4 separate regions of the Mus musculus genome follow, and regions 1, 2 and 3 are each linked to region 4. The links are chromatin loops, found by intact Hi-C in ENCODE. Cell type or tissue: left cerebral cortex. All regions are shown on one strand. Region 1 holds the start of Antxr2 (anthrax toxin receptor 2). Region 2 overlaps Antxr2 (anthrax toxin receptor 2). Region 3 has its middle 14 kb from the start of Prdm8. Region 4 holds the start of Gm33609 (a long non-coding RNA gene).

Region 1 (8,000 bases), 900 kb before region 4:
TCGTGGATTGCCCAGCCACAAATGGGACATACAAATCACAAGCCCTCCTTAACGTTCCAGGACAATCCACAAAGGGTGGGAGTAAGGTGAGTGAAAAGATTCACAGAACTCTAGGTCAGGGGCACTACAGCTCAGCGCTGGCCTCTGGGCATGACGGGATTGCTGCATGCATGAACACACAGCCGCTGAGGTTGTCGCACAATATCCTCAGAAGATCAAGCCAGTCAACCTGCTAGCATGGAGTGGGAAACTTTTTTTTTTTTTTTTTTTTTTTAATGAAATCCCACCGGTCACCCTGGAGCTATGCACAGTAGAAGGCTTCCGAGTGGGGCTATGGTTTTCTTTAAGGGTGTGGTTCTTTGAAGGCTAAACCTACTCCATTGAATGGTCCCCACGTGGACCAGGAGTATATAGACTGCTCAAATTGGAGTCTATGGGTTCTTGACAAAAGGGACACGAAGTTGAGGTGTGTGTAGGGAGGTGAGGGTTGATTTCAGAGGAGTTAGGGGTAGGGAGGTGTTGGGTGTGTGTGTGTGAAAAATATATATGATCAGTACACGTCGCATGAAACTCTCAGAATTAATGAAAAATGGAAAAATTATCAAATAGAAAAAAAAAGAGAAAGAAAAGAGGAAGTCCCCTTTCTTAAACCTTAAATCCTGCGTCACTAGGTCGGTGTGTGATGGATGAAAGGTGCGGAGGGATGAGGCATAAGGCCGTCACTATCCAGGAGACAGCTGGTCCTGAGTCTCTAAACCACGCGGAGGGCCGTTCCAGCACAGCTGGGGAAAACAGGCCGGGCCAGGCTTGCGGGAGAGTTGGATATGTTTAGTATCTAGAGGACGTTTGTTTTTCAGAACTCCTCTCTCCCTTCCGAAATCTGGCAGGCGTTAGTCATCCGCTGCTCAGCACGAACCCTCAAGTGTGCTTGTGTGGCTCGTCGGGCTTCCTCCCGGCGCCCCGCCCTCGGGCTCGCACGAGCAGACCGGTCAGCGCCCACTCCCACCCCCCAGGCCTGAGGTGCCCGGCGGCCTGCCGCTCCCCCGGGTGCTTAGCATCCCGGGCTGCAGAGGCTCGCCCCGCGCGGCGCGGCGCCAGGTTGGGGCAGGGAAGAAAGTTATAAAGTGCCGCGAGGAGTTGGGCGGTCCGAGGAAGAGAGGCGGAAGAGGAGGACTCGGCTGAGTTCCCGCGGCGATCGTGGGGTCCGCGGGTGCCTGTCCCGCAGCTCACCACCGCAGCTAGACGCCAGCCTTTCTGCTCCCGGGTGGGCGCCGGAGACTCAGCGGGAGGCGAGGAACTTGTCCCGAGAGCTGTCGCTGCGGGCCTCATTGTCTGCAGCAACTCTCCGGAATCCGGAGTGGGAGAACTGGACTCTGTCCACTGGGATTTGCCCAGAGTTCCGGCGGCAGCTGTGGCGGCTGCGGAGACTCTCTTTGTCCTCCCAGGACCTCGCTCTCTCTCCTCAGTGGCAGCTGTTGGGTGGCTCTGAGCTTGGAGAGGGCATCCCAGCCCCGCTCAGCCTCTGACCCCCGGGCGAGTCCCCGGTGACTCCGCCTCTTTCACGTCTCTGCTCTGTGAAGCCCGGAGCCCAGAACCCCGAGCCCAAGGGACTGTGAGCCAGAGAGAGCTGCCGGGCCCCGGCCACAGGATGGTGGCCGGTCGGTCCCGGGCGCGCAGCCCTGGGAGCTGGCTGTTCCCTGGCCTGTGGTTGTTGGCTGTGGGCGGTCCGGGGTCGTTGCTGCAAGCCCAGGAGCAGCCCTCTTGCAAAAAAGCCTTCGATTTGTACTTCGTACTGGACAAGTGAGTGAAGGAGGACTGTGGGGTCAGGGTCTCCTGGGGGGAGGGCAGCTCTGAATCAGCTAGGACTGAAGTTGAGATGTGTTTGGATTCTGGGGGAGGCGACGAGGGAACTCTCCCTAGTGTGCATGTGGCTGACTCCTTTCAAAGGCAAGCTCATTAGCTGTACAGGAATAGGGGCTGCGAGACTCCAGGGCTACTTGGTTCTCCAAAGGAGAGGCGTGCAGTGCTTTTTTTGTCCTGGAATCTTTTGGGAAACGGTAGTGTGGCCACCTGCAGCTCGTTTCCTCCCAGGAACTTTTGTGCCTCTTTATCATACTCCCCCTAGACCCCCACGGACATTCTAAAGTTTGCCTAATTTTATCCTGATCACACTGGGAGCCAGGGGGGGGGGGGGAAAGCCTTAATATACCCAATGTGGCTTGCATTTCCTGAGAAATGAGGGCTTGTGTTTTTATTTTGAAAAGCCAGGTCTCTCTCTAAACAGTACAAAGCAAGTGTCCCCCCCCCCCCCCCCAAGAAGTGTGGTCTTCCTGGTTTCCTTGATTCAGCCCAAACACTAAAGTTTCAGCTCTGAACATGGACATGAACAAGCACACTTAACTTTGAAGAGGGGAGTCAGTCCCCGCCCCCTATCCCTGACCCCCGACCTCCACCCCCCATCATGCGCCTTTTAAAACTGAAGAAATGTTTGCCATTAAGGCCCACTTTTTGTCTTTCTGATCAATTTATCTTCCTTTTTCAGGTCTGGCAGTGTAGCAAATAACTGGATTGAAATTTATAATTTTGTCCACCAGCTGACAGAGAGATTTGTGAGGTATGTCTCCCCATCGTACCTTTCTTGGCATTGGAAAGGAAATCGAACAAACAGCCGGGTTTCCCTGTTCTAAAACCCTTCTCATGGGAAATCTTTCCCGAAATCAAAATGTTGAATTTTAAACGTCTCAAGGTGGCCCTTTCACACATGGTGTGCAGGCGAGACTTTCAGCTAACCCTTGCAAGTTCAATTTATCTGGCTCCCAGAAACTTGGCCCAGGGTGTGAGGGAACATCTTCAAATACAATTCTTAATGTCTTTTCCTTTTCGACCACTCATCTGTTTTGAGTTTGAGTTATGCTTTCTCATAATTTATCACATTTAAAAAATACATTTTATCCTAATAGTGTCTGTACTATATTTTCAACTCCACACACTTGGCTCTGTAAACTTCCACATTTTAAAAGTGTCGGAAAACTTTAAATGAACATGTGTTAATAACCCACTAGCTGAAAAAGCACTTGTGTGTGTGTGCATTTAAAGAAATGAGTTGTGTTTACACAATGTGTGGGTGTGTGGCTGGTTTAAAATGTAACCGTTCTATATATGCAGGAGGCTTCACTAGCAAACACTGTTTCCCTCGGCTATAAAAAGCATGGCTGCTGGTAAATCCAGCTTACTCTCTTATTTAGAAGTAACCAGGAATTAGTGGCAATCCCTATTTAAAAATAACCCTTGGATGCAATGTTTTCTGTGGTTACCCTCTTCTGTTTTTTTTTTTTTCTTTTCTTTTCTTTCTTTCTTTTTTTTTTTTTTTTTTTTGGATGCCAGGAACAAGTGCAAGTTTATCAGGGTAATGGGAGGGACACGGATAGGAGCTGTGTCATTAAATATTGCCTCCCTCAGTCTTCTGAGCCCAAATGTTTTCTGTAAAACAGGCTTGGATGATCAAAACATTTTGAAAGTCATGTTGCAAGTAACTTCAAACAATCTGTAGAGGCCTAGGCAATCCCCGCTTTGGTTATTGGCAGCCGTAAAGCTGTCCCTATAAAAATGTATGCCTGTCGGTGTTCAATCTTCAGTCTCCTGCTTCAGGAGCCAAAGATAGCACTCTGGTTCCTGGACAGGGTCTGAGGTCAAACCATCTAGGCAGGGAATATAAATAAGAGCTTAGATCTGTAACTGTCAAAGCCAAGCAGACCGTTGTTTATAAGTTTCTGATTCCATCGCTGAATGTGCTGAGAATGTCATTCAGTGTTACTCAAAAGCAACGGATTACTTCAATGTCACATTTGAAGAAAACGAGGCTCTTATTGAATCTGGTTTGCAAGTTTGGATTTCTATAGCATATACTGTTCTCTGGCTCAAGTATAGTTGCTCAGTTACTAATTATATGTTGTGGGGAAATGAATAAAAGATAGCTGCTGTCAAGCACAGTGCTTACAGGAGCTAGGGCCTTTGGACCTTCCAGCTTGTGTCTCAGTTTCACAACTGCAGTTTCAGACCTGAGCAACACTAGCATACGCTTTTCTAAAAACAACCACCTTTTGGTGACATTAGTGCCAAAATCCTGGAATATAGATTGGGAATTTGAAATGCCAAGTCAAAAGGTGATTTCTTAATGCTCAAAGTATTAAGAAATGTAATTATTAAGATATTTAAGCATTTACAGTATTTACGGTGACTTTTGTCTGGACTCTTATCATAACGTGGCTTCTACGTTAAGCTGACTTCTCTCCAGCCCTAAGTGAAGGGTGTGGCCTCCTGCAGAGAGAAGTAGGAGAAGGTCAAAGGAAGGAACATTTTTCTAGGAAAGAGTCTTGCAGCAGCCTAGAGACTGTCCAGTTATTCTTTCTAGATGTAAACGCCAGTCATTTGTGGAGGAGTGTTCTGAGAGCGGAGAAGCACAGACTGCATAAAAAGAAATGCAGTGCAGACAGGAGGGCTGTGCAGAGTTAGCTGATCTACTGAGAGAGTTCCATTTAAGGGAAGTGGGGACTGTGCAGGGAGACCAATTTTAAATGAGATTCCTGGCTCTGCTTTTGTATTGTACCAATATTTCTTTTGAAAATGTTTTAACTGCCTCTTTCCTTATTTTGCAGCCCTGAAATGAGATTGTCCTTCATTGTGTTTTCTTCCCAAGCAACCATTATTTTGCCATTAACTGGAGACAGGTTAGTGCATTATCATTTCAGCGCAGGCTTTTAGGAGAGATGAATCATAAAGGCATGATTGATATTGCCGTGTGGTGATCTGGGCCTCTCCGTGGGCTCAAGCGAACACACAGACAACTCAGTGCTCTGCAGGAACAGAAGGGAGAGGCAGCATGAGTATGCAGGAGTAGACCATCTGAAAATCAATATCATCTATATTGGTTGTGGAATATATTCTACATTTCTAGTCTTTCTCTGAAGTTCAGTGACTTGCAACAAAAGACTGCACACACGCCAACACACGCACACGCACACGCACACACACACCCTGCTACCCCTCAGTGCTTAGAAAAGGAGTGGCTTTCCTGTCCATTGTCACACCATTTCTTGTGACCCTTTCTATGGTGTCTGATCATAGTGTGGTACATTGGAAGCAACCATCCACGTATCTGACTCATGGCTGCTTTTCCTGGGGTTACTTTTGTTTTCTTGACTGTGGAGTCTACGATCAGAAATGGAGTGCTATGATTCCATTTTTACTTCATCTGACAGAAAGTGTGTAAGACCTTGGTTAGTGAATACTTGTTGACTGAAGGAATGTGGTAACCACATTTCGGGATCACCTCTTTCTGATCCACAGTTTTAAGCAAGGGCGACTGCAGTGCTTTGGTTTACAGAATGTGTGAATTTCTAAAAAATAATTGTGAAAATAGTTTTTAGGTTTCTTTTGTAAAACCCAGTTAATATGCTTTAATCCTTATTTCTTGAGCTTTCAGTTTAAAAAGATCAATAAGGCATACTATTTAAAAGCACTGAAGGAGATAACTTGTTTATAGTTAATTGACTCAATTAGGAAAATTATATATATATGTATATATATATATTACATTATACTATACTATATCACACTATTCTATACTATACTATGCTATACTATACTTTGTGTGTGTGCATATGTGTGTGTGTGTGTGAGCACACATGTAACTCTTGTGTCAAATTTTTCTTTGCCTGAAGAGGAAACCCTCTCTAGGTTGCGAGACCTGCTCAGACTTAAGTATTCCTATTTGTATTTTGCCTCTTTAATTTATTATGAACATGTGGTTTCAACACTGACAGTCCCTTATAACCCATGAACATATTTTCCTATGTGTCTCAATATAAAAATTTTTGTTTTTATGAAAAGGACATATCTTTACTGTCCAGATTAGTTTCCAAAGAGTCAGGTTTGGATCTAGCATGTCAAGGAAGAAAAACACAGTTCTAATATTCATGATATTCATATATACATAGCAAAGCACTTAGCACAATGCCAGACATGTCAAAGGCTCAGCAACTGACAGTTGCATACATTGTGCCAGGGTTTCTGCTAGGCACTTTGCATATGGGTTCTCCATCATGCTGGAGATGAAACATAGTCACGGGTCGCCCAGATTGATAATGTTTAGACATGTAGGGAGGAGATGTAAATCTTTTATGTAAGCTCAAGACATGTCCTTTGTCCATGGTTAAATCCACTGCATAAGGGACTGAAATTGGTGGCAGAAGAGGCTGTCACTCAAGAGGCAACTTAACGACACACTCAAGAGTTACCAATCTGAATCTACTTGGGTTTAAATCCCACCCCTTTAGGTTACTAGTTGAGTGACGAAGGGTAACTTGCTTAACAACAAGCTTCTTATGACTCATGTGGATCCTCATGTAGATGCTGCTGCTAATGATGACAAGAGTAAACCCCACCTTATAAGACAGTTGCAAGAACTGAAGTTGATGAATATAAGGAAAGATGTAATATGTTAGTGTTCACGAGATAAGAGCTTTGGATGTGGAGAGATGGCTCAGTCAGTAAAGTGCATCCATGCAAGCTTAAAGACCTGAGTTCAATCTCCAAGTACTATGTAAAAAAATGGATATTGCAGTGCACACTTGTAATTTCAGCAGTTGGGAGACAGAGACAGAGACTGGGGATGCTTTGGGACAGACAGCCTAGTCTAATTAGGAAGCTTCTGACCAACAAGAGACCCTGTCTCAAAAAAACCAACCAACCAAAAACAAACCAACAACAACAACAACAACAACAACAACAACAACAACAACAACAACAAAGAAAACCAAAGGCCTGACACCCATCATAGTCCCCTGACCTCCATGTGCATGCGAACACACAAAATGAGATGAATCCTACTCAGTGTCAGCCTTTCTGTCGATAGAACACAGATGTCCAATCTGCAGTGTTTTCTTAGAGTTATTGTAGAGATCCAAATAAGACAATGGGCAGTGTAATATTTTATATGTCATAGAGCAATCTCCAATAAAAAGGGCTAGTTCCTTCTAAGCTACCATGTTACTAGTTCTGCTAATTGAATTGGTATCAAATTAACTGTGATTCTCCATCTTTGGATATAGAATCAGTCCACAATTTTAAATTTAGAGAAATAGTTTTTTTGTTGAGATGGAAGATCAGTGGACAACTGTTTCCAAGACCCCTGTGACTCTTTGTATTAAAACCTAGAAACTGGGTTCCTTACTGTATATAAACTTTCCCAAAGGTTTGTGTGTATGCACACACACACACACACACACACACACACACACACACACACACACACAGATCTAAGCATATGATTTGAAAAGTAAGAGTTAAGCAAAAGAAAAGTACAGAAAGTTTCACAATTTTGGGTTTTCTTACTCACAGTACCTTGACAAATACAAGAAGTTGTTCTTTCGTGTTTCTTAGGGGTTGCTAAAGAGATGAAGCAAAATGGGAACACAATAAGTATGCACGTCAGGGCTGGGTCTTCTGTCATGATTTTGGCATGATGTCTAGTGTTAGGTAAATCCACAAAATCATAATCATGGCAGACAATTTTCAGTTATACATTTTAGATACCCAAAGCTTAAATTTTTATCAAATTAAATACTTTCATCTGAAGCATGCCTGCCTTTTTCTTGTTCCCAGGACTTTGTTCTCCATGTACTTGCTAGGTCCCTGATATACTCACTTACCTGTCTGCTTTATATATGAGATTTGGATTCCACAAAGATAGTAATCTAATGTGTGTGTGTGTGTATGAGATAGATAGATAGATAGATAGATAGATAGATAGATAGATAGATAGATAGATAGATAGTCAGGGCATGATTATACACATAAATAACCAAGATCCGTAGTTGAGCAGTGGTTCTCAACCTATGGGTTGTGATCCCTTTGGCAAAACTCTGTCTCTAAAATTATTTACATTATGATTCATAAAAGTATCAAAATTACAATCATGAAATAGCAATGAAATAATTACG
Region 2 (8,000 bases), 810 kb before region 4:
ATGAGCAAAAGAACCAAAGACAGAATGCTACGTTGACAAGTAAAATGTTGTAACTGGAAATTTATACTTTGTAAATCATCCAAATATTATAAAAAAGAATTTTAAAGAGTACTTATCTTATATAATATAATTTCATACAACTCAAAAATCATGTTAAACTTCTTCACTCATTTCTAATTGCTTACATCCAAATCCTTACCCTTGCCAGTACACACTGTGGTGGCTTTGAGCACATTGCTTAACTTATGCCACAATTCAATCATCTGGAAGGAAAACACATAATATATATTTCTTTGCAATTTTTTATGGATTAAATAAACATGAACACAGTGAATAAATGCTACCATTAGCACCTTAGATCCCTCATGGTGGAATTGAACCCTATAGTCTTGCATTTTCTACATAAGCCACAAATTGCCTCCATATTTGAAGTGGTTTGAAGGCCTTTGCCCCAGATTTAACTGATGTCATATTTTTGAAGTTATCTTGCATTAGGGAGGAGAGGCCCTTGGTCTTGCGAAGATTATATGCTCCAGTACAGGGGAATGCCAGGGCCAGGAAGCGGGAGGGGGTGGTTTGGGGAACAGGGCAGAGAGAGAGTATAGGGGACTTTCGGATAGGAAACTAGGAAAGGGGCTAGCATTTGAAATGTAAATGAAGAAAATATGCAATAAAAATTAACATAAAAAAGAACTACAAAAAGAAAATACACATGCATTCTTTATATTCAAATAAGAGAAAGAGAGAGCAAGAGAGAGAAAGGAAGAGAGAGAGAGAGAGAGAGAGAGAGAGAGAGAGAGAGAGAGAAGAGAATGGTGAGGAAACAGGCAGGAAGATGTCTGGACTGTCCTGTCCAGCCATCCCAGTCTAATGGGCTAGCTTCAGGTCTCTATGAGAGACCTTGTCTCAAAATCCAGGATGGAGGGAACCTGAAGAATTGAAACCTGAGGTTGATCTTTGGCATCCACACATGTATGTCTACACTTGAACATGCACATATATAACCAAACATACAGGAAAAATAATAATGATGAGTGGTAAGGAACCCATTAAAGCTCAGGAGAAAAGTAACTGGAGTTAGTATACTAATTTATCTTTTTACACCGGACTGGTGAATCAAAGGACTGTGGGCAGCATAAGAGCTTGGTACTCTGGGATGATTTGATTGACAGCAATGTCTCCTTCATTTTAAAGGTCCGCTGGGGAGATAAAGGATCTACAGAGGAAGGTGCAAGGCTAGAGAAAGCAAAAAATGCTGTGGTGATGGTCCCTGAAGAAGAGATCCCCATCCCATCCAGACCACCTCGACCCAGACCCACACACCAGGCACCTCAGACAAAGTGGTACACGCCAATCAAGGTACGTGTCTGTGTTTTGTGTGCTATAGCTGAAACCTAATGGGGACTTCACTTTTACAGTCTCTCCTGTCCCCCGAGAAAGACTAAGGTCCATAAAATAGTAGACAATCCATTTTTATGCTTTAGCAACTGTATATTTTCTTAGCACAAGTCTTTAAGTTTTTCTATTTATTTACCTGCTTAGTTGATTAACAAAAATGAAGCAATCCAGGTTTACAAGTCCAATATCTCTTTAGGGTCGTTTGGATGCACTCTGGGCTTTGATCATGAAGCAGTATGACCGGGTGTCCTTGATGAGACCCCAGGAAGGTGATGAGGTATGTGATTTCTTGAGAAAGGTGGCTGGGGGCAGGGCATGTAATGAAAGTAACTTAAAACTTCCTGTGGGCATGCAGGATTGAATTGATGCTGACCGCTGCACGTTCATGTTACATAGGGTGCTTGTTAAGTTCTGTGTTTTCAGAATGCATTTTTCAAGCCAATTTCATACCACTGCCTTTCCAGATAATTAATTAAAGTCGTAAGTCTGCTCATTGCTTCGGTATTTGACTTTGAAGGCATGTGTTCTGAGTTATTTTCCTTCGGAAGAAACAGACTGGGAATTAGCATCTGAAGTCTTTTTCTTCTAGCATTTGTGGCAGTGAGATCTGGGGAAACCACCTCAGAACTGTTTCTTTAGGTATAAACCTGTTACCTGCCTTTAATAGTGGTAGCGGTCACAGTCTGGTTTCTGAAATATGTCAAGGTGTCCTGAAGGCTTGAAGTACTGCAGAAATCTGTAATAGTGGTGTTTAGATGCATATCCTTAAAAGTGTGCTGTATGCCTGTCTTTTCCTTATCAAGGACTCCACTTCAAGCTCTCATTTTAGAAATCTGCCAAGAATTATTCTGCTCTTAGTATTTTTCCTAATAACGTGCACCATTTCCTAGTGCTACAATTTTAGAAAAGTTGTTCAGAGCCTCCTCATATGCACCAGTGGTGGCTCTGGTTAAGAGACCCAGTGCTGTTCATGATGCTCTCGTGCTCTCATGGTGTGAGTACAGGCCTTCCTTTCCTACTGAGGAGAACACCATGCACACCTCAGAGGAGTTTGGCTTTCACATTTAGGCCTGGCATGCTGCTCTTGAAAACTTTGGAGTCATCCATCAAATTAGCATTTGTGCTGTGAAGCCAAGATGCACTTAGCATTAGCTAGTTTTAACTTGGTGTTTAAAGTGTAAAAGAATTTTAGATTTGTTTATTAATTTTTTGTTGTTGTTTTACTTCTATCAATTTAGGAACATTTCAGAAATATCTGAGGCCAGCCAGTTAGGGTACACAACTTGAGAATATATAGCTGAACTTTCCAGCGGGAGGCCAGTGTGCTCTGCTAAGACCACTGGGAGAGAGAGCTATGTGTGTCTAGGTAGCAGCCTCTCCTATTACCAGGTCATCGGCACATTAGCGATAGAAACTTCCTTTATATGGAAATTCATGCATCATAAATTCAAGTGTGGGCTTGTGCTCTGTTTCTGGGTCTGCTTGTAACCTTTCTCCTTCTCAAGACTGCTGGAGTCTCACTCACTTCGTTCATTACAATGACTTTCAAGCCTCATCTCAGGGTGTTCCTCACCATGTTAGATGTTCGTTTGTATGGTTAATAATTTCCATCTTATTAAGTGCTGGGGATTGAGTAAATGGAGATAATTGGGGGAGGGGTGGGGTTTCAGTTCTCTTCCTAATATTGTATATGCTCTTCTAGCTATTGTGGAAAACTTGGGATATTTGTAAAATCTACTCCCCTAAAATCCACCCATACCTGATTAAACTGAGTTAAACATTAAACCTTGACTAAATTTACATATACATACTTCATATGAATATGAACTGTACTTATGTGAATGAGATCTTCATTTTCATCTGATTATCAGTTTGCTCTAAAAATTTACTTTCCACTAAACTATCCTATTAAATGTTAGGAACTCTATATAAACAGTCTGTTTTCAGCATAGGTAAGTATGTTAAATTCCTTTTGAAACAGTTTGGCTATCATATCAACTAACTCATCGGAACAAGTGTTATCTGATATTAAGGTCAATTTCTTTAAAGAAAAAAAATTGAAATTTATCAACTTGTAAGTTGGTGTTATTACTCATTTTATTTTCCTGTGTCTCCTGTGGTCGTCAATCTTCTTTGAATGCACACTTATACACAACATATCGTTTTACACTGGTTTGTGCCTTTTATGAGGAATTGGGTGTTGGGTACAGAAGCGTGCGTGAGCGCGTGCGTGTGAGTGTGTGTGTGTGTGTGTGTGTGTGTGTGTGTGATTGTAAAATAGTTTGCTCATTTTAGACATTAGGCAGGCTTGGAACCTCCGGGATTTAGATGGTCGTCCTCATTTGCATGGTCAGGGCATAAAGAATATCTTTTCTCCTGGATACCAAACAGCGGCATTCTCTGAGGGTGGACTGGGAGGCTGACTTTAAGCTGCATGACAGATAATAAGGCACACTTTTTCTAAGGGTTTGACTAATGGCTCCAAGGAACACAACCCCAGTCTATCCAGCAGCTTGTTTTGTGCTTTGGAAAACAGCCTTGTCATTTCGGTAGGAACAGTTTATTGCAGATTCTGCCTCCTGAGAGCTCTGTATGATAAACAAACCGGAGAGCGAGTGCAGCACTGCAGCGAGTCCCGCAGGTGGGGCAGTGAGCCCTTCACGGTGCCTTTGGAGCCCAGGCTGTGCTGGGGCGCAGTGGCCACGGGGCTCCCTGGCCTAGTTCTGGCGCGGCCCCGGGGTCCTTGATGCGGAGGCTGGAGCTGGTGCGCGCAGTATCAAAGCGGTCGCCGGGACGGGCGAGCTCCCCGCGCGGGGCTGCGGGCGGGCGGGCGTGGGCTTTGATGCGGGCGCCGGGTCCTGGGAGTCGCTGGTTTGGCGGCCAGGTGCGAGCTAGCAGGTTGTCCCGACATCTGCTGGCGGCCGCGCTGCCGATTGTCAGCGGAGGTAGTTGAGAGCGGCAGGACCGTTTTTTGGTCTCGCGCGCGCTGCCTGGAGGCCCCAAACTCCAAAGGTAGGAGCGGGGTGGACACAGCTGCGCTCCCAAACTTGCCCGAGGCACAAATAGGAGATCTAATGCAGTTTGACTCCGCGGCGGTGGGGAGACAGGACAGAGAGCCACTTCAGAGACAACTTACCGCTGCAACATCTGCCGCCAAGTTTCCAGGGAGTGACAGGGGACAGCAGGTACAGATCGAAGTCTCTGCACAAACAACCTCCATTAAGCCCTGAACTCTTTTGAAGGGTCTCCATCAAACGGGCTGGATTCCGCAGCAGGAGTTTGTTTGGTTTTCAAAGCAGTTTTTTTTTCTTTTCTTTTCTTTTTTTGTATGTGTGTGTGTGTGTGTGTGTGTGTGTGTGTGTTTTCCCCCTCAATAACAAGGTAATTTATAAATGATGCATTACCATGCGTCCTCTTTTTATTTTTTTCCCCTATGAAAAGAGAGTTAGAGAAGCAGAAAGGCAAAGAAAAAAGAAAGCACAGCACTAGGCTGGAGTTGTTCCACAAACCAATTAAATCTCTGAAGGCCTTCTTGACTGTGTTTGAGGTTATGTTAACCTTCAAACGGCTCCTCACTCACCCGTGAGTAGGCAGCAACTTACAGATTCAACACAAGAATCCCAGAATATGCCTGAAACACACGGATTTCCGCTTGCATCTAACGTTCTATAGATTTTCTTATCTCTGCAGATGTGAAGTTTAAGGTTCTCTTTTCAAAGGAATATGGGATTTAGCTTTGCTGGTGGTAGTTTCTTCTCCTCGCCCCCTCCCCCTGAAAATAAGAATATCTAGGAAATTGAATGGCACAACAGTTTGTTTGTCAGGATTCCATACTTGTAGTACCTTAAAATGAGGCGGTGTCGGCGGAGAGAAAATTCATCAATTAGTTTAATGTTTACCAAAAGAGTTGTAAAAACTCATATTAGTGCACAGGTGTATATTTATACAATGGCAATGGGATGGGCTAAAATAGTAGCCTGGCAAGTAAAGACTACAGTCATGTGATTATACCCCATCATGCAGTAAGGCGGCTGCATGATGTTGAGATGAGAGCAGTCTTATAAATGTATGCTTAGGAGCAAAGGATTAGCCGAAGAGCAGGGCCTGGGGTTAGACGCTGGAGTTGGCAGTGCCATAGTAGTGCATGTGTATATCAAGGTAAAGCCAGACCTCCTATGTGGAGAACACTTATACATTATACAGCCGTGCTCCATATTCCTCCAAATGACTGAGGTCCACATGGATAGAACATCATTCTTCCACTTTTTAAAAGTTCATAGCAAAACCAAGACAAGATGCATCACGATCTTAGGACGCTCAAGTTTCTTTCAAAGATGGCATCAAGAAAGCTTTGTAACTGTAGAGGCCAATGGCTGAAGCTCGCTTCCGGTTTATTATCCCCGGTTGCAGATTTATGTCCACAGCTGTGTTCGTCCTGCTTCTGAGTCCTCATAGCTAAGCAAACAGGCCTGACTGTCTTTGAATGGCACCTTCTTCAGTGACCCCAGCCTCCCTAAATGTCACTCTCTGGGCTTAGGAATCACATGGTGCACCCTTCAGCCACGCCAACCGCAAACTGACCAACACTTCCATATTAGGACTTCCCACCACCTGCCTCTGTTGTCTACCATGTTTGTGGCATAAACCTCTCGTGGGTTTCCTGTAGAAGACTGATCTTTCACTCAAATAATTCTGAAGTTACGATAGTTTTTAGCATACTATGAATGACTTCAGACTTTGAAATACATTTGCCAAAACCTTAAACTTAAAAAAGTTTTATTTTGTATCCTCAGCTATTATTTGCTGTTGTCATCTTTTTAAATGACTACATTCATACATTTTGTTTTAAAAAAATTAGTTTATGTATTTTGTGACATATGGGTGAGCTTTATAATATGTTTTATGGGATCCAGAAAAACCTCCTATTTTAGCCCAAGTCAGTCCTAATGACCACAAAACACTTATACTTTTATATACTATTTTCAGTAATTAAAATGAAAATATAGAGATAAGTATAAAACTGTTGAAAAAACCCTATGACATATACAATTAATTATTGTCCTTTAGGCCAATTATGATCAGACAAACACTTCTTAGAGAACACTTCCAACTCTTTTTTTTTTTGAAAAGTCCAAATCTTTAAAATTTTGATTTTGTTTTATTAGATATTTCCTCTTTCTTTCTTTCTTTCTTTCTTTCTTTCTTTCTTTCTTTCTTCCTTCCTTCCTTCCTTCCTTATTTATTTATTTACTATTATTTATTTATTTATTTATTTATTTTTTCGAGACAGGGTTTCTCTGTATAGCCCTGGCTGTCCTGGAACTCACTTTGTAGACCATGCTTTATTTACATTTCAAATGTTGTCCCCTTTCCTGATTCCCCTCTGAAACCCCCTATCTCCTCCCCCTCCCCCTGCTCACTAACCCACCCCACTTCCAACTCTGCCTCTCAGGTAACCTTAGCATCTTACATTTTCATTATTTCTTTCTGTATTTATTTTAAAACATAACCCGCCTAGTCCACTCAGTATGGCCTGTGTGTACTTGTGATTCCTACAGAGTTCTAGGGTTAGATAGCCTCTTACGGGCTCCTTCCTGGAGGAGATTGATTCTTCCTTTCTCAGTAGCCATTGGTCACTTAGAGCTCTTCATCCAAGTTTGGGGCCTTGTGAGATGCTCCTCATGTACACTGGCATTTCAGCTGGTGCTGCCATGGTGCAGGTCTTGCTCAGGTGAACATAGAGCTGAAATTTTATGGGTACAGCTTCCCTGTCCAACCTTTAACTCAGGACATCTTTTAAAGTGCCATTTCTTCCTCTCTCTTTTTTCTTTAAAATATTTGTAATGTGTCTGCAGGTTTTCCCTGCATGTATATTTATGTGCTACATTTGTGCAGTGCAGGTAAAGGTACGAACAGGACATCAGATCACCCAGAAGTTGAGTTAAAGATAGTTTTAAGCCATGATGTAGGTGCTGGGAATAACACCTGGGTCATCTGGAAGAGCAGCCAGTGTTCTTAACTGCTGAGCCATCTCTTCAGACCCAACTAACTACCTTTGGCTGATACATGATAAAATTTCTACTAGAATAATCCAGATCATGAGCATGTCTCGACCCCATTGACTGCTACAGGGGTGTGTGACTGTATAGATGGATGTACGTTTACACTGTAGTTATAGAAATGTTTGCAGTACTGTAGACCGTACTTGATCTTTATAAAAGTCTTCAACCAATGTCTCTTGCACTGGAAATGAACATTCACAAAGAATGTTCTTTGGCTGCCATTTCTTAGCTTAAATTTACCTCTTAACTATATAATTAACAGGTATGTGTTAATTCATTCTGGTTTCCTAAAGTGAGATGAAGGATATGAAAGATTCAATTACATAAATTACCAAGCTAGGCCAATCTGTGAAAAAGAACGTATATATAATACTTGACTATTTAATGAGCACTTTAGCAATTAACAAAGAAAATTATTTATAAGGACAGTGCCCCTTTTTAGATATATACATTGCTTTTTAGAAATATAAATTGTCTTTCATCTATAAGCGTCGGCACAGAAAAAAAATGCAAAATAAAAAAAAATGCAAGTGGTAGTCT
Region 3 (8,000 bases), 1.0 Mb before region 4:
GTGTGTGTGTGTGTGTGTGTGTATGACAGTGCTTTAAAACAGCATCTACAGGCAAGGGGTGGGGGTGGGTACACACTTCAGCAGCAGAGGCAAAATACACCTGACTTAAGAAAAGCAAAACTCAGGAAAGATAAAGAGAAGATGAACAGTAAAGGGTATGTGTTAAGGTGAGTTTGTCCTCCAGCAGAGGCTTGCACTGTGTGTATCCCTCAACAACTGAATTTAAATCTCCTTCCAAACAGTGTTGCATTCCCAGATATCCCTTAAACTCCCTTCCAGCTCAAACCCCTTCAAAGTGATAAGCACACCTGGCTCTCCATATTTGTCATTTTCCTCTCTCCTTCAAGATTAGTGTCTGTCCTCTGGCTTTGGCTTCCCCTTTTGTTCCTCACCGATAATAGGATAACCAGCAAGGAAGCCTCGCTCAGCTCAGCAAGACAGACAGGAAAACAGGGCCTCCAACAGCCTTTAAGAGCGCGTCCTTCTGCTTGTCACCCCGGGGTGAGCCCGTGCTGAAGCAGCATCCGCAACCTGGGGTCTTTCATAAACTTCTGGCTCTCGGTGCAGGCTCCACGCAGATCCTGACTAAAAAATGCTGTTAGCAGAAAGGCGAATCAAATCAAATCAGACCAATTCCTTACTGTTTGACCCCAGGGGCAGAGGAGACACTGGTGAGAAGGGAGCCACAACTTGGAAAAAGATTTATTTTTCCTGGCCGTAAATCTCACCCTCTTGTTCCTCTGCCCAACCAAGCATGGTAAAGTCCTTTTCCATAAAGTATTCAGCATTAGAGCCACAAAGCTCCCCCAATCAGCAGCCATCTGCTTCTACCATAACTGCTGCTACCGAACCAGGGAAAGCAGCCGCAGAGAAAGGGCACCGCTGCTAGGCTCCTGGACAAATGAGCCTGAATAGCTCTGGTTTTCCTTGTGTATCTGTATCTATAGAGACAGGAGAAGAAAGGCCGCATTATATTGATACAACAATTGTAAAACAAAACACGGAAGAGCCATCTAAAGGGCAATATCGCATGCATCAGGGGTCCCCAGATAAAAGGGGAGCTAACAGATTTATAGAAACCTTTAATTGGTTTTCAATTGAAAGCTAAAGAGGCTGGAGCGAAGCCGTGAAGAGCCGCAAAGTGCTCTCTCGTTTAGCCCGTCTGGAGGCGTGAACGATTTCGTGGAAGGAGAAAGGGGGCTTGCCTCTTGGGCCTGGGAGCCACGGGCTGATTTTAGATTTTCGCACTCTCTCGATTAGTAGTAAGGGGAGAGAGAAGGAAAGGGCAAAAATCAAAGATAACTTTCTAGCTCCTCGCTGAAGAAATATTTTCAACAGGGGCGTCTCTAAACCTCAAATTCACAAAGAATGGTGAAGCCCGCCCTCACTAGCCGCTCTCCAAGTGCAGACTCAAACTAGGGAAGGGGTCTTTTCAGTACTCAGTCAGGGAGTGGTGCTAGCTCACGTGTTTGAGGCCGGCTAGTGTATTTCGCCCCAGGAAGCCGCTACTCTCCCTCCACCCCCTTTTGCAGTGCCCACCCACAGCAGCCCTGGACGTCGGTCCGTCTGTTCTTAAAGCTAATTTATTGGTCCAACCCTCCATTATCATTTTCAGCTTCCTAATTAATCAAAGATAAAAGGCAATGGCGCAAATTACGATTATGAGGGAACTGGAAGACGGTTTTGAATAAAATAGGAGAACTGGAATATGATTAATTGAACGACATGATAGTGAAATCTCAAGTGCGAGCAACAAGCCCCAAAGGGGCAAACCCTGATTCTTGTAAGGGGACAACGCCTACGTGAGGTCACGTGGGTTGAAGCACAGAAGGAAAAGAACTGGGTTCCAACTCCAGCTCCCAACCTAGCCCAGCGTTCTGTTCCTCCAACTGCTCCCCACCCCCACCGCAGTGCCGCCGTTCCTGTCCAATCTCTGGGCTCCTGGCTAGGGTTACTCCGCAGTAATTAACCTGCACCCCAGTTTCCCGCTTATCTCCCCTCACTTCTTTTCTCCACTCTCACATCCCTTTACTTTTGTCAAGGTTTCGTGAATTCTCGGGAAAGCACGTCCAGTCGGTCAAGAGACCGCTCCTGTAAAGAATAAACTGAGCCCCTGTCCGCCTCTGCTTTTTCAGAGGGAGGGATTAAGGGGCAGACACCGGGCGGGCTCGCAGTTTGCACTTGCTGGTCGCTGTGATTAATGTTTCCGAGGGGATTTACTCTGAGAGCTTATGGAACCTGCTCCGGCCGGAGGGCACTGTGGGCACGCGCTGGGACACTTGGGGATTAAAGGGGACGTCAGATGGGCTCGCAGGGGCCAGGCCATCGTGGCCTATAGCGTCTTTTCTCCATCCCCAACCTCAGCTTCTATAGAAACAGAGAGGACTGGTCTCGGAGGTTGACTTTCCATCTTAGGAATGTCTTCTTTAAGGGAGGAGTGTGCGGAGTGTCCCGAGTGCTTTGGGAGGAAGGAGCTCAGGAGCAAGCGACTGAACTTCCCGTCACTTATTCTGGCTAGCAATGGGAACCCAGAGCTTCACATTCTGAGGCTGCGCTGCTCCTCACCATAACACTCACTCCCTGATCAAATACACCCCCTCCTCTCCCCCCCCCCCCCCCCCCCGTCACGGTCAGAGGAAAACCCCAACTTCCCGGGGTTGTTATACTCCGGGCTGATGGCTAGACTCACCACCCAGGGAGGCATCGTACAGAGCAACAAGTCAGGGCAGGAAACCCATCGCCCTCTATAGCATCTCCCAGGGGCAGACAAACTCCTCCTGAGTCTTTGTACGGACTGTAAGAATAGGAGAAATTACCGAAATGCAAGGGCGGAGGAAAGAGTAGAAAAGAGAACTAGGCAAGGCAGGGGAAGGAGGGTAGAGAGAGAGAGAGAGAGGAGGTAGGAGAGGGGAGGGGAGAAGGGGGGAAGAAGATCAGAGGAGAGGAGAAGAGAGGAGAGGAAGGGAAAGGGGAAGGAAGGGGAGGGGAAGGGAAAAGAGGGGAGGAGAGAGGGGAGGAAGGGAAAGGGGAGATAAGGGGAGAGGAAAGGAGAGAAGAGAGGAGAGGAGGGGAGAGGAGAGGAGGGGAGAGGAGAGGAGGGGAGGAAATGGAAAGCAAGTGAGAGCAGAAGAAAAACGGAGAAGTGGGCTGTTAAGCTTGTGGTGGTCACTACCACTCTCGGACGGAAGGGGGCGTCCTTCCGGTCGAAGCAGCTTTCCTCTGAGCTGGGGTGCGGCGCCCAGACACAGCCTGCCTCCAGAGCAGGTTCTAGCTGCTGGGCGCCCTCTCCTGGCGGCTGCGCAGCCACTGTTGGTTGTCCCACGGGTGGTCCAGCCCCAGCCCCGCCCTCGACGCGCTGGAGGAGGGGTGGGGAAAAGGAAGGTCAAGGGAGAGTGCGGGTGGTCGCCTGCGGGCAAGCTCGGGCTCCGGTCCCTGTGAGCATCCCCTGCTTCCTACCTGCGGAATGTGGGGGCGCTCAATCCGGGCGAGCCGACCTCTGAAGTCCCTCGCTCTGAAACCGCGGTCCGGCCGGTATCCCAGCCTAGGCTTTCCGATCCGTACTGGGCTCTTCTGCAGCAGCTGGGAGGGAGGGAGCGGCTGCCGGCTGCTGCGGGGCGGCGTCTGGGGGACCGCAAACAGAGCGCAAGGAACCGCCATCTGGAGCCTGGCGGCGGGCGGGGCGCGGGTGACAGGGACTGGCCCTGCCTGGGGAACCTACCTAGGCTGAGGGCAGTGGCCCGCGCGTGGGAGCAGCGCCTAGTGGCAGCGAAGCCTTTTGGTCTCAGAGTAGCGGTTATGGGAGGAGGAGTGTGAGGAAGGTAGGAGTCTATCTAGGGAGGATCTGAGGTCTGCTCTCCCCAGGAAGCCTAGATTGGGGTACCCTCTGTGGGTAGATGTGGCAGAAGCGTAGGGGACAATCTAGCATATCCTGAGCGCCTCAGTTCACCCTCTGGAGTGGAAACCCTCAACCCACCAGGTCTCTAGTTCCCTGCGCTTCACCCTACTTCAGGAAACATTCTTACCCCCAAACTTTATCCATAACTTGACACACACTTTGGACAAGGTATCTCCCTTGAGGAAAACACTCTTTAGTTTCTTGCTGATGGAGACAGCGAGAAGAATCAGGGGGCCACCGAAGCGTGCGAAGCTCATTCGTGTTCATTTAACATGGGGTGAGGTGGGGTGAGACGTGTGGAGTCTCCCCTCCCCTTATTTAATTTCAGATATCTCAGGTGCTTGCGATTTGTTCTATACACGTCTAAGCGGTTTCTCTAGTGATGGCAGCCGAGAGGCCGAGAGCAAACTCAGGGAAGTAGAAGAGAGGCTATTTTTGTGTGTGCGGGAGGTCAGGGGAGTTATTTATTGAGCTCAAGTTTCTTCAATTTCGAGCTGACATCCTCAGCTTTATAGTCTTAAGGGCAACATAATGGGAGCTAATTGGGCTTATGGACAGTATAGACGGTAGCCTGAATAAAAAAAAACGAAATAAAGGGAAGACAGACCCACTCATACTGCAAGGCATTAACGGATACCCCCACCCCCAGCTGTCCCGTGTCCGGCAGAATGGCATTATGTAAAAGACCTGGCATGTCACCCAGTGGCACATCTGGTAGGTGTAGATGGCATTCATTAGCACGGGGCTCCCACTCTGCGGCATGCCAAAGCTCTGACAGAGATGCCCGCTGCCAATCATTCATTCGCTGCCAATCCCAAAGCGCGGCCGGGTGGGATGGCTCCCTTCCACACTGCCATCAGGGCTGGAGGAAACAATGTGTTGAGACACGAAAAGATGAAAGCGGAGCTGAGGATGCTAGGCACCCAGCAGATGTATCCCGTGAGGAGATAACCAGGGAAAGGGCCGTTTAGCCCGAAAGCATATGCAGGATCGCAGGAGGGAGGCTGGGGCAGGGGTATGCCTGCTGTTGAACCCTGGAGAAACTGAGGGACCCTTGAGAAAACCTGGCGGTCGAGGTTGCTTCTCTGAAAACACAAGGAGACCCATATTCCAACCTTCACTGCAAGACTTCCTTCTCTGTAGTTTGTCTTGTACCTTTGTCTATCTAGAAGCCCGACTAGGTCTGAAAAGATCAACTTCTCTGCCTTGGAGGTGGCCTTTGAGTATCTTGACAGAGAGCCTTCCTGCTTTGAAATTTGCTTCATTGTCAGCCTAGCGCTTTGTATGTGGAAGGGGGTTGTGTGTCTGTGGGGGGAGGATGCAGGGTTAACTTTACTGTAGTGAATCAAAGGCCTTGCTCCAGTTCCTAGACTTTAGCCAAAGATAGAGCTGAACAAAAGAAGGAAACTATTTAAAAGGAAGAGGAAAACTAAACACAACCCAGGCAAAGATCGTCTTGGTGGATGGGCTGAAGACTAGGGTCTTTCTTTTGATGTGCACATTTTATAAACATTATTTTATTCGTCTGGTATTTAATACAGTTAATAACCAAAACAGGAATTTGTTAAGAGAGCATGGCACTCCACATAAAGTTCAGCCGAACAGCATTCTTATTTTATTTTTATTTGTAATACGTTGGCTCTTGTTCACAATATAACGCGTGTACATGTGCATTATTATCTACAAAACTATGCTTTAAAAATATATGCTATAAGCATTTGGGACATACTAATGCTTCAAATTTACTAGGAATTTTTAAGAAACTGAAATTTAATTGGGCAGTGTACTGACTGGTTTTGTGTGTCAACTTGATATAAGCTGGAGTTATCACAAGGAAAGGAGTCTCTCTTGAGGAAATGCCTCCATGGGATCCAGCCTTAAGGTATTTGCTCAATTAGTGATCCAGGGTGGGAGGGCCCATTGTGGGTGATGCCATCCCTAGGCTGGTAGTCTTGGGTTCTATAAGAAAGCAAGCTGAGCAAGCTGGGGGAGGCAAGCCAGTAAGCAGTACCCCTCCATGGCCTCTGCATCAGCTCCTGCTTTCTGACCTGCATGGGTTCCAGTCCTGACTTCCTATGGTGATGAACAGCAGTGTGGAAGTGTAAGCTGAATAAACCCTTTCCTCCCCAACTGCTTCTTGGTCATGATGTTTGTGCAGGAATAGAAACCCTAAGATAGGCAGCTTATTTACTTCTTTGATGTATAGAAACATTATTTAACAACTGTGTATGTGTTGGCTCATGATCACCATAATACTGCTATAACTCCAGGTGTCAAATTATTATTTTAATGTTAAAGAAAGGGATGAGCAAAGAGATGTGGCTGTTTCTTTTCATCTGTGAAAGAAGTACTTTAAGGTTTCATGACTTGGCTCTGAGTCACGTGGCCATAGATACCACCAAAGAGGTCTGGGGAAACTAGTCTTCAAAGTGAAAGAAAAAAAGGATGATAAAGGTTTTGACAGCAGGTGATGGGTTACAAAGAGAACTCTTAAAAATAGAAGGATTAAAAAAGAGTTCGTGTTAGCACCAAGCAAAGCAACGTTATCCAGATTTATAGGTGAAAATCCTAAATAAAAAGATTTAAAATTTAGATTATTAGATTTATTTTATTTTGCATGTGACTATTTGCCTGCACATGCGTATGTGCACCACAGGCATACTTGGTGCCCTCTGAGGTCAGAAGAGGGTGTCAGTAACCCAATCACAAAAGAACTCACACAATATGTACTCACTGATAAGTGGATATTAGCCCAAAACTTAAAATACCCAAGATATAAGATACAATTTGCTAAACACATGAAACTCAAGAAACGAAGACCAAAGTGTGGACACTTTGCCCCTTCTTAGAATTGGGAACAAAACACCCATCGAAGGAGTTACAGAGACAAAGTTTGGAGCTGAGATGAAAGGATGGACCATCTAGAGACTGCCATATCCGGGGATCCATCTCATAATCAGCTTCCAAACGCTGACGCCATTGCATACACTAACAAGATTTTGCTGAAAGGATCATGATATAGCTGTCTCTTGTGAGACTATGCCGGGGCCTAGCAAACACAGAAGTGGATGCTCACAGTCAGCTATTGGATGGATCACAGGGCCCCCAATGGAGAAGCTAGAGAAAGTAACCAAGGAGCTAAAGGGATCTGCAACCCTCTAGGTGAAACAACAATATGAACTAACCAGTACCCCGGAGCTCATGTCTCTAGCTGCATATGTATCAGAAAATGGCCTAGTCGGCCATCAGTGGAAAGAGAGGCCCATTGGTCGTGCAAACTTTATATGCCTCAGTACGGGGAACTTGGCCTGGGCCAAGAAGTGGAAGTGGGTGGGTGGGGGAGTGGGTGGGGAGCGTGTGGGGGACTTTTGGGATAGCATTGGAAATGTAATTGAAGAAAATACCTAATAAAAAAAAGAAGAGGGTGTCAGATCCCCTAGAACTGGAATTGCAGGCTGAACCACCACCAATGTTGTGGGAATTGACCCTTGGTTCCCTGCAAGAGCAACTAGTGCTGTTAGCTTCAGAGCCATCTCTCCCATCCAAATAAAAGGTTTTGTTTTGTTTTTTGTTTTTGTTTTTTTGTTTTGTTATTTTAAACAATTCTTTTGTTTTTAGTATAGTCCTTGAAGGAATAGTATATCACACAGCAAACTCTAAAGCAGTATGGCCTGTGTAGGAGGATCCTGTCTCAAAACAACAACCAAACAAATGACTAGCCAAAAAATAAAGAAAGAAACAAATAAATAAATAAAAAGACACACACACACACACACACACACACACACACACACAAACACAAATCCCAAAACCAACCTAACAAAAAACCAATTGCCCCCCCCTACAAAAATAAACACTAGCCTTTATAATACCAGCCTGTAATCTCTAAACTTCTTAGCACTTGGTAGAGGCAGAAGAATCATGAGTTCAAGGCCAGCCAAGGTTGTATAGTGAGAAATTATCTATCTATCTATCTATCTATCTATCTATCTATCTATCTATCTATCTATCTATCTATCTATCCTTCCTATGTATGTATAATGTATGTATGTATGTATGTATGTATGTATGTATGTATGTATCATCTACTCCACCTGCACATATT
Region 4 (8,000 bases):
TTGAATATATCTGGCAAAGACCTCATTTTAAAATGGGGTCACATTCACTGATCCTCGGTGGGCAAAAATTGAGGTGAAGAACATTATTTAACCCAGTGCAGTTTGGGTTAATGGAAGTTAGGTAAACTTGAGTAAAATGCAGTCATGGTTTTTTTTTTTTTTTTTTTTTTTTGCCTGTCTATCTACAGATTAAATTTTGTGCCAATCATAAGCCAATAAAGAAATGTTAATATAGCACCAATGGCTTTGAAATGTTACATTTTAGATCACACAAAATAAACAGCTTCTCTTCCGTCATTCTGAAGAAGATTGCAGTTACCTCAGCTACGTTATACCAGAATATCAACCAAAGAATATAAGCGCCTACCTTTCCACGGGGAAATCTCCAAGTAAACGCATATTTCTAGTGATTCCCATTTTCTTCCATGACATTTAAATAATCACATAAAATTCTGATGGAAAAAAAATGAGGCTTAGTATAGGTTATTATAGCATCCACCTGACTCACTTTTCTATTTTGTTTTCTGGATGGGGAGTGATAATAAGAAAAATAAAACCAAAAAAGACTGAGTCATGATCTCTCAAAATCAGATAGACTAGTTACTGCTAAGCAAGAAGGGCTAAATAGGCCCCTTAACTAGATAGACTAGTAAGTGTTGAGCAAAGGTGATTAACTAGGTCATACCTTAACCAGGTAGACTAGTTAGTATTGAGCAACGAACAGTAACTAGGTTCCTTAACCAGGTAAACTAGTTAGTGTTGAGCAAAGAGGTCTAATTAGGTCCTTTAACCAGATAGACTAGCTAGTGTTGAGTAAAGAGGACTGACTAGGCTCTCTTGGTTCAATGGTGAGCCCAGGAATGTGACCTTATCACTCTGTACCATCTCCACCATCAGACATGTGTGTCTAAGCACCCATGAGCATGAAAAAGGCGGTATCTAACGAGCTACAGGAAGAGGAACTTTGACTTAAAAGAAAACAGCAAAGGACAATGGTTTCCAGAATTCACGTCACCCCATCACTGTTACCCCAGTAAATTGGTGGAAATACAACTCTTGGTAGAGTGCACGTTTCGGTTGGTCATACGAGTATTCTTAGTTTTCTTCCTTTTCTTGGTTCCTGGTGATACCATTGTCTTACCCTAATCAGACAATGTTTCTATCAAAGGAGAGGGAATTTTTTTTAATCCAGGGCTGAATTGTGACTCTGCTGTAAAATACTGTACATATTCATGAGGCCTAAGTTTGTTTTCCAGCACCCAAAAAAGAAATTCTATGCCTTAAGGCTTATATGGAGATCATATCATTTGCCAAGCCCCAGATATGATTATGATAATATTTAAGAAAAATGTATCTTTGAAAGCTGAGTTACACAAAATTTCTCAATCATATTCACTATGTATTTTGTGTTAATCCATCAATCTGGTGGGTTCTTTAAACTGTGACAAATTGAATCAGTTTTTAATACATCCAAAGATAACATCTAGATCAGTTACCACAGTATACTTGTGTAATTAGTCAGACGTGTCCTTAGGACACTAAAATATTTACTAAGAAGCAACTTAAGATAGCCCCCTGTTAGAAGGAGCCCAGCCTCGTGGTTTATTCATCTGTCTACCCACCTGGAAAGTCAACCAGCCAGCCTTACATATTAAGAACCAATTCATGGATGTTTTTCATGTTGAACAATTAGGACTATCCAAAAGAAATTAGCCCTGTCTTCAAGAACTGTATGATATCAGTAATGTCAAATCATTTTATTTAACCAGTATCAGGATAATGGGCACACATTCCCAACATCTCAAGTATGTGTTTACTTACAAATTATGAGAAAGGACAACCAGGAAAATATTCTTGGTGAGCACAATACATATTATATCCTGCACAATGCATATTTATAGCCTGCTTAGATGTTCAAACACATAAGAAAGATGCACACAAAATCTGAAGCTCAGAGGAACAGTATGAGATATAAACAGCCGAGTTCAAATCAAGAAACTCTCACATCAGTGCTCTCAAAGACAGTACTCAGGTACTCCAAACTCTGCTGATACCCAGATACTCCAAAGTCTACTGCTCTCATCCGACGATCTCTGTGCACCCCATCTCCCGCATCCCATAGGTTTCCATTCCCTGCACCTCCATACATACCCTGTTATTATCACTCCAGCATACAATGTCAACACATTGAGAAGTGACATACCAATATCAGCTAGCCCCATTAAATTATCTGTATCATACAAACCTTGGACATAGGGGGGAAAATGATTTTGCTTTGGAAAAAATCCAAAGTTTCCTTGGTTTTAATTTTGTGTGGAGAGCTAAAGGAAACTTCAAAGAACTGGCTGAGGCTTAAGTAGAAAAAGCCATTCCCCATAAGTTCTTTTTTGCTGCCATTAACAACATCACAATGGACCGCCAAATTCTGCCACGCTATTGGCAACTATCCTCATATCACTAAAAGGAATGATCTTATCATTGACAGATGCTAAGACTCAGTGCTTTGAATCACACCATGTGTTACAAATTAAAATGGCTAAAATCACAATAATGCTAATCTGGAAAGAATAGGAGAAAAAAACAATTGCTAGGCACTGCAGGATCAACATCTTGATGTATCCCACAAGTATCAGTTTTAAAAAGTACATGAAGTTGAGTAACATATCAACCCAGATTGTCTACTGACCAATTTAAGACAATGAGACATAGAGTTGTTAATGATTATATATACATATATATGAACATATATATATATATGTAGTATGTTTTCATTTATGCTACAGCAATAGATCTGTTCAAACATAGGAAAATACTAAAAACTATACTTTGTGTATGAGAGAGGGTTAAAGTCATGGGAACTTTTGCCTTTATAAGCATAAATGCTCTGCCTAGAAGCTGATGCAGGAGGATGACCACGAGTTTCAGGCTAGTCTGGGTTGCAGAGTGAGACCTTGTTTGTCTTAAGAAGAAAGAGAAAGAGGAGGCAGTGGAAAGAACATCAACAAAAAAAATTTAAAGAAAATAAATAAAAAAATAAACTCTTCTAAGTTTGAATTTCTGCAATGATATTAATCTTTTTTAAATGATTTATTTGTTATTTATTTTTATATGTAAGTACACTGTAGCTGTCCTCAGACACACCAGGAGAGAGTGTCAGTTGTGAGCCACCAGGTGGTTGCTGGGGTTTGAACTCAGGACCTTTGGAAGAGCAGTTAGTGACCTTAACCACTGAGCCATCTCTCCAGCCCCCGGTAATATTACTCTTATAACGAGACATACGTAACTAGCAAAAGACAAATCCATTGAAAGAAATCATTATAATGTCCCAGGGAAACCTATTGAGCTAACAGTGAGAAAACTTGGGTTCAAAAGAAAATCAGTGGTCCCACTTACTAGCCATGACATAGGCCGCCATTAATAACGGTGGTGGTGCTGGTGCTGGCTGCTGCGATGGAAATGAGGCGCAAGCAACTGACTGAAGCCTGGACGCCTCTTCTGAAAATGCTTGTCTTACATTTTGTGTGCCAACATTGCCCTCTACCCAACACAGGGTGCATTGCAACCGGCTAAGAATATCCCAGATATCTATTCTTGCATCTTCCTCTAAGACGCTGCTGCACCCAGGACAAATCCCATAACTCTATTTGTAAGAACGTGTTAGACACATTCTTACAAATTCTCACAGAAAGTGAGGCTATCTTTTATTGATGAACAGGAAGTAACACGGGCCGATCCATGGGCAGCTTTTTGAGTTTCATTTCAATAGGTATTACCGCGTGGCAGGTACTGTACTGAGAGCTGGGATGTAGATATGAACGAAATACGGCACTTCCGGTTAGTGTGAATAGAGTCTCGCGTTCCAGTATGGAAACAGAATTAGGGTGTGCACATTTACCTTAGTGGGTTTGTTCGTGTTTACAGAAAAGTATTCCCCCCCAGGGAGCTCTCACTATTGCTTGCCCTATCCCTTTGGACAGGTAGGAGTTGGGTTTCTTTATCCTTAAATAGTCCGCCCATGCATTGGGGATTATTTAACTTTTTTTTTTTTTAAACATTAAAATCATTTTATTCACTGGTTCAATGAGGTCTTTTAAAAATTTATTTTAAGGCATTTTATTAAATATTTTCTTCATTTACATTTCAAATGCTATCTCCAAAGCCCCCTATACCCCCCCCCCCCCCCCGCCCTGCTCCCCAACCCACCCAGTCCTGCTTCCTGGCCCTGGTATTCCCCTGTACTGGGGCATATGATGTTTGCAATACCAAGGGCCTCTCCTCCGATTGTGTAGGGCTTCCTCTCAGGTTTCTAGACAAGATGAAAATGAATCCCAGGATGAGAGGAAACAAAGTTGCAGAGAGCAGAGTCCCAATGCCCGGAGTTGTGACTGGCTAGCTGCTTCCTCCTGGGGGATTTTTAAGACAGTTTCTCAAGGAAAGACTCTGCCTATGGTGGAATTTTAAGATCAGGTCTTTAAAGAGCATTCCTTGCAAAGGAAGAAATGGAAGAAAAGAATAGTCAGAACAGATGAACCAACAGGAAAAGGAGGGAAAAAAAGGCATTCCAGCTTTCTGACCAGCCCAGGAAAACTAGGGAGAGAATTTAGGATTCCTTGAAGCTAATGGCATGGATGTTTTCTTACACACATTGAACGCTGGCCATTCTCAGCTCATTTTAGGGAGTAAAGTCCTTAGGGATGAATCTTAATTGAAAATAAAAACTAACAAATACGAAGCCGGAGTGATGAGTCAGCAGTTTAAGCACTGGCCATTTAGAGAATCCAGACTCAATCCCAGCACCAGCGTGGCAGTTCACTGTTGCTCTAATTCCAGTCCAAGCACATCCCATGCCCTCTCCTGTTTCTGAGGACATTGCACAGGCACGTTGTAGTCGTACATGAAGGCAAAACACCTACACATAAAAAGATAGCAAAAATAATGCTAACTAGAAGCTAAAGATTAAGACAAATATCACCAATGGAAAGAGAAAGCAGGGCAGGCCAGGACTAATATCAGATTTTTTTTTTTAAACCAGTGCTCCAAAACCTGCTAGTAGTCCCCGAGTGCCCTCTGCTTTGTTGCTCTCTAGCTGTGTTTTCTTAAAACTTCTGGTTCTGTAGCTGAGAGTTAAGAATTCACTTTGATTTTCTTAACAATAATCCTCATGATTGACAAGCTAATGATTAGCAGGCCACCCCTGAAAAGTACCACCTCGACATTGCAGCTGATGGAATGGGTAAAAATCTCAGGTCACTGAGATGGGAACCCCTATGTTTCAAACAGTTACCAGAAAGCAAGCACTGTCTCTGAACACAACATTCTAACTGGCTAGAACCGTACAGGAGCTAAACACGGCTCCCATAGTGGGCCATGAAGACTGCAGCACAAGCCCAAAGGCGTGTCTTGTGATTGTCAGGTGTAGGACTAACACAGTTGTTAGTCCTGGGCCCTTTGATACCTCTGCTTCATGTTTCCATCCTACACTTGGCAAGATCCTGAGGGCCAGCATCTCTAGAACCAACTATGACTTCAGGGCAGCAGGAAAAACCAACTGAGACCCAGGTGGAAGTGAGGCCTATGAACTGGGCCACCACCAAAATACAGTCACAATTTATCAGCTGTCCATCTGACCTTACAAGCTCAGACCATTACCTGAAATCCTAAGAAGTCAAAAGTGAGCTAGAGGAATGGTTCGAGATGAAGCGCAGAGGGACCAAGCCTTCCTTCTGCCTCCTGTACCTAAGCTTCCGAAGTAACTTTCCTCATGAATTCCCTGAGGAAAATGGAACCGAAATTTAGACTTTACAAAAAATAAATCGTGGGTTTCTATCTTTTCATTAAATATAGTTTTCTAATGGTACGCCTAGTTTACATTTAGGATGTTTAACTCAAATATTGATAATAAACTGAGTCCCTTTCAAAAGCTTTTGCCAACCTTAAAACCTTTCATTTCTTTCCCTATCAGCATAGTCTTATGCAGCAGGGAAGTGGGGCAGGGTGGTCCAAGGGTAACGGTTCTGCGGGAGAAGAGTGCCATCTGCAGGAAAACAGTGTAACTACAGATAAAATGCACAGGTGACCCCTAGAACTCTGGAAGTGCCTCTCCCACAATAAAATCCCAACGGTAGTGTGGTCCTTCATATTGCATTTCCTAGCATTGAAAGCCAAAATAACATGACTTGAAAAGAGATGTTATTCAGAACACTGCTCTGGTTTTATTAGGAACCCTTGAAGACATAAAGGAATCTGTCCTTTAGTGTGTGTGTGTGTGTGTGTGAGTGTGTGTGTGTGTGTGTGTATCTGTGTGTGTCTGTGTGTCTGTGTGTCTGTGTGTGTTTTCACACGCTAGCGTGTAGACCAGAGTCAATGTCCATGGACTTTTACCTGTCCCTCTGCATTTTTTCTTTGAGACAGGCTGTTTTACTTGGCCAGGAGCTCACTGATTCAGCAAGGCTAGCGAGCCAGCAAGCTCCAGGGAGCCTCCACATCCAGAGGGCAGGATTACAGGCACATGTCATCATGTCCAGCTTTCCTCGTCCTTACCCACACAGGCGCTTCAATGACTGAGCAACGTCATTATTATAGACCTTATAAAAGGAGCTCACAACCGTCCACCTCCATGTACAACTCCAGGGTCTTCAACAAAGCTGGGGCGTACATATAGTTTGCGGAGTTCTGCTCCTCCTCATTCGGAATAGACACCCACCCTTCACTTTAGGGCACACAACCCCTTGTCTGCTCAATAAGTATTTGCTGTGCATACTTTCCAGTCCTGCGTTATTCAGCCTGTGTACAAAAAGCCAGCTCTGTTCTCTGACTTTGAAGAGTTTACAGTGGCTGATAAGACTCTGGGCACCCCAGCTCCCTTCGCTCACTCCACTCATCCTTAAAAATACACTTTATGCTTTAAATTCTTCCCCAGTCATCTCACTCCCAAGAACATTCAACTTCCTGTGGTTTGTTTTCTCAGTGTCGGTCTGGGCAATGCTGACCTATTCCGAAAGCGCCGCTGCGTTGCAAGGTACTCTGGGTAAATTGTGTCGAGCACATTCTGCACGTGGTAGGGATATGGCCCTAAGCTTCGCACAGCCAACAGCTGGATAACCAAGCCAGCGCTGTTCTGCCTCAGCTCTAAAAATGCCATTCAGACCCAAGAGAACTGTTAAACTCATTCTCACTTGTGAGAAGGACCTCACGTGCATAACTCTTTACCCGTTACATTGACTGTTCTTTCTTTCATGTTGGAATTTGTGTAGGATTTTGAGCTCTGCCGGAAGTAGTCCTGTTTCTAATCAAATTTAAGTGCTAAAAATAACGACACAGCAATTCGATCAAATAAGAAACACAATTTGCTCACTTACTAGAACCAAGTAGTCATGGGTTAGAATTCATGACTAAGAAATAAGTTTCAAAGAAAAAAAAATAGTTTTGTATCCCAAATTCTTCACTATTTTGTTTTCTTTACATTAATATTGTTCGCTAATTTTAAGAGGGCCCATTGACTGCACCTGATGAATATTTGATATCACTGGCTTTATTTAACTAACTCTTTCCAGTCTCTTAAACCGGGGATCTCATCAGACTTGAACAAACTTGTCAATGAGGCATTTATTCATCAGGAAATTAAAGATGCCACAGAAGAAGGAACTGAACATTATCAATGTCTTTTCTACAGCCAATACTTGGTGTATGTTTTCATTTGATACCCTCGACAAGTCATTAAGTTGCTTGGAATGAAGCTCACTTAACAGAAAGAAGACGCAAAGCCTCGTTCATAGGCAGTCACAGAGGTAATTCTCAGACTCATCTGGGCATAGAACCCATGCTCCCTCCATGATGCTGGAAAATGTTGGTAAGTGCTGGCTATGGTTTTAAAATTAAGATAGATCTGAGGCTGAGATCTGATGCTACCAAGATGAGTGCCGAGATAGAGAAGAAGCGCATAGATTAACAGACAAGGCCTCCCTCTGTAGCTGAGGCTGGCCTGGAACCCACAGAAATCC

Evidence for each region. Peaks named below come from ENCODE experiments on the same cell type or tissue, not always from the same donor. Only the 100,000 strongest peaks of a DNase experiment are listed, where the experiment ranks them.
Region 1: a loop joins it to region 4, with 2.7 times the contacts of the local background. A loop is called at or near these places in 4 of 42 quality-filtered maps.
Region 2: a loop joins it to region 4, with 4 times the contacts of the local background. A loop is called at or near these places in 8 of 42 quality-filtered maps.
Region 3: a loop joins it to region 4, with 6 times the contacts of the local background. A loop is called at or near these places in 11 of 42 quality-filtered maps.

The regions. Positions count from the first base shown.
Region 1 is chr5:98,024,198-98,032,197 of GRCm38, reverse strand. It overlaps Antxr2 (anthrax toxin receptor 2), which reads left to right and starts at 1,181. Exons shown (of 17, transcript NM_133738.2): 1 at 1,181-1,800; 2 at 2,543-2,614; 3 at 4,656-4,727. The coding sequence starts at 1,649. Gm34226 (a long non-coding RNA gene) reads right to left here. Exons shown (of 3, transcript XR_389370.3): 2 at 7,402-7,446; 3 at 4,718-4,853. It also overlaps Gm42759. In left cerebral cortex, no CTCF peak of the experiment used is centred here; DNase peaks (open chromatin) are centred at 1,669, 1,922, 3,132, 4,493 and 2 more places; H3K4me3 peaks cover 1,597 bases; H3K27ac peaks cover 272 bases.
Region 2 is chr5:97,931,762-97,939,761 of GRCm38, reverse strand. Antxr2 (anthrax toxin receptor 2) reads left to right here. Exons shown (of 17, transcript NM_133738.2): 15 at 1,195-1,359; 16 at 1,595-1,675. Among named protein-coding and RNA genes, the nearest start is that of Gm34226, 81 kb to the left of the region's middle. In left cerebral cortex, a CTCF peak has its summit at 4,034; DNase peaks (open chromatin) are centred at 2,410, 3,947, 4,386 and 5,013; H3K4me3 peaks cover 1,011 bases; H3K27ac peaks cover 759 bases.
Region 3 is chr5:98,162,956-98,170,955 of GRCm38, reverse strand. It overlaps a transcript of Prdm8 not described here. Among named protein-coding and RNA genes, the nearest start is that of Prdm8, 14 kb to the left of the region's middle. In left cerebral cortex, a CTCF peak has its summit at 3,240 (motif pointing left); DNase peaks (open chromatin) are centred at 1,900, 3,253 and 3,649; H3K4me3 peaks cover 2,312 bases; H3K27ac peaks cover 582 bases.
Region 4 is chr5:97,124,224-97,132,223 of GRCm38, reverse strand. It overlaps Gm33609 (a long non-coding RNA gene), which reads right to left and starts at 450. Exons shown (of 9, transcript XR_003955944.1): 1 at 368-450. In left cerebral cortex, CTCF peaks have their summits at 3,548 and 6,030 (motif pointing left); DNase peaks (open chromatin) are centred at 3,543 and 6,016.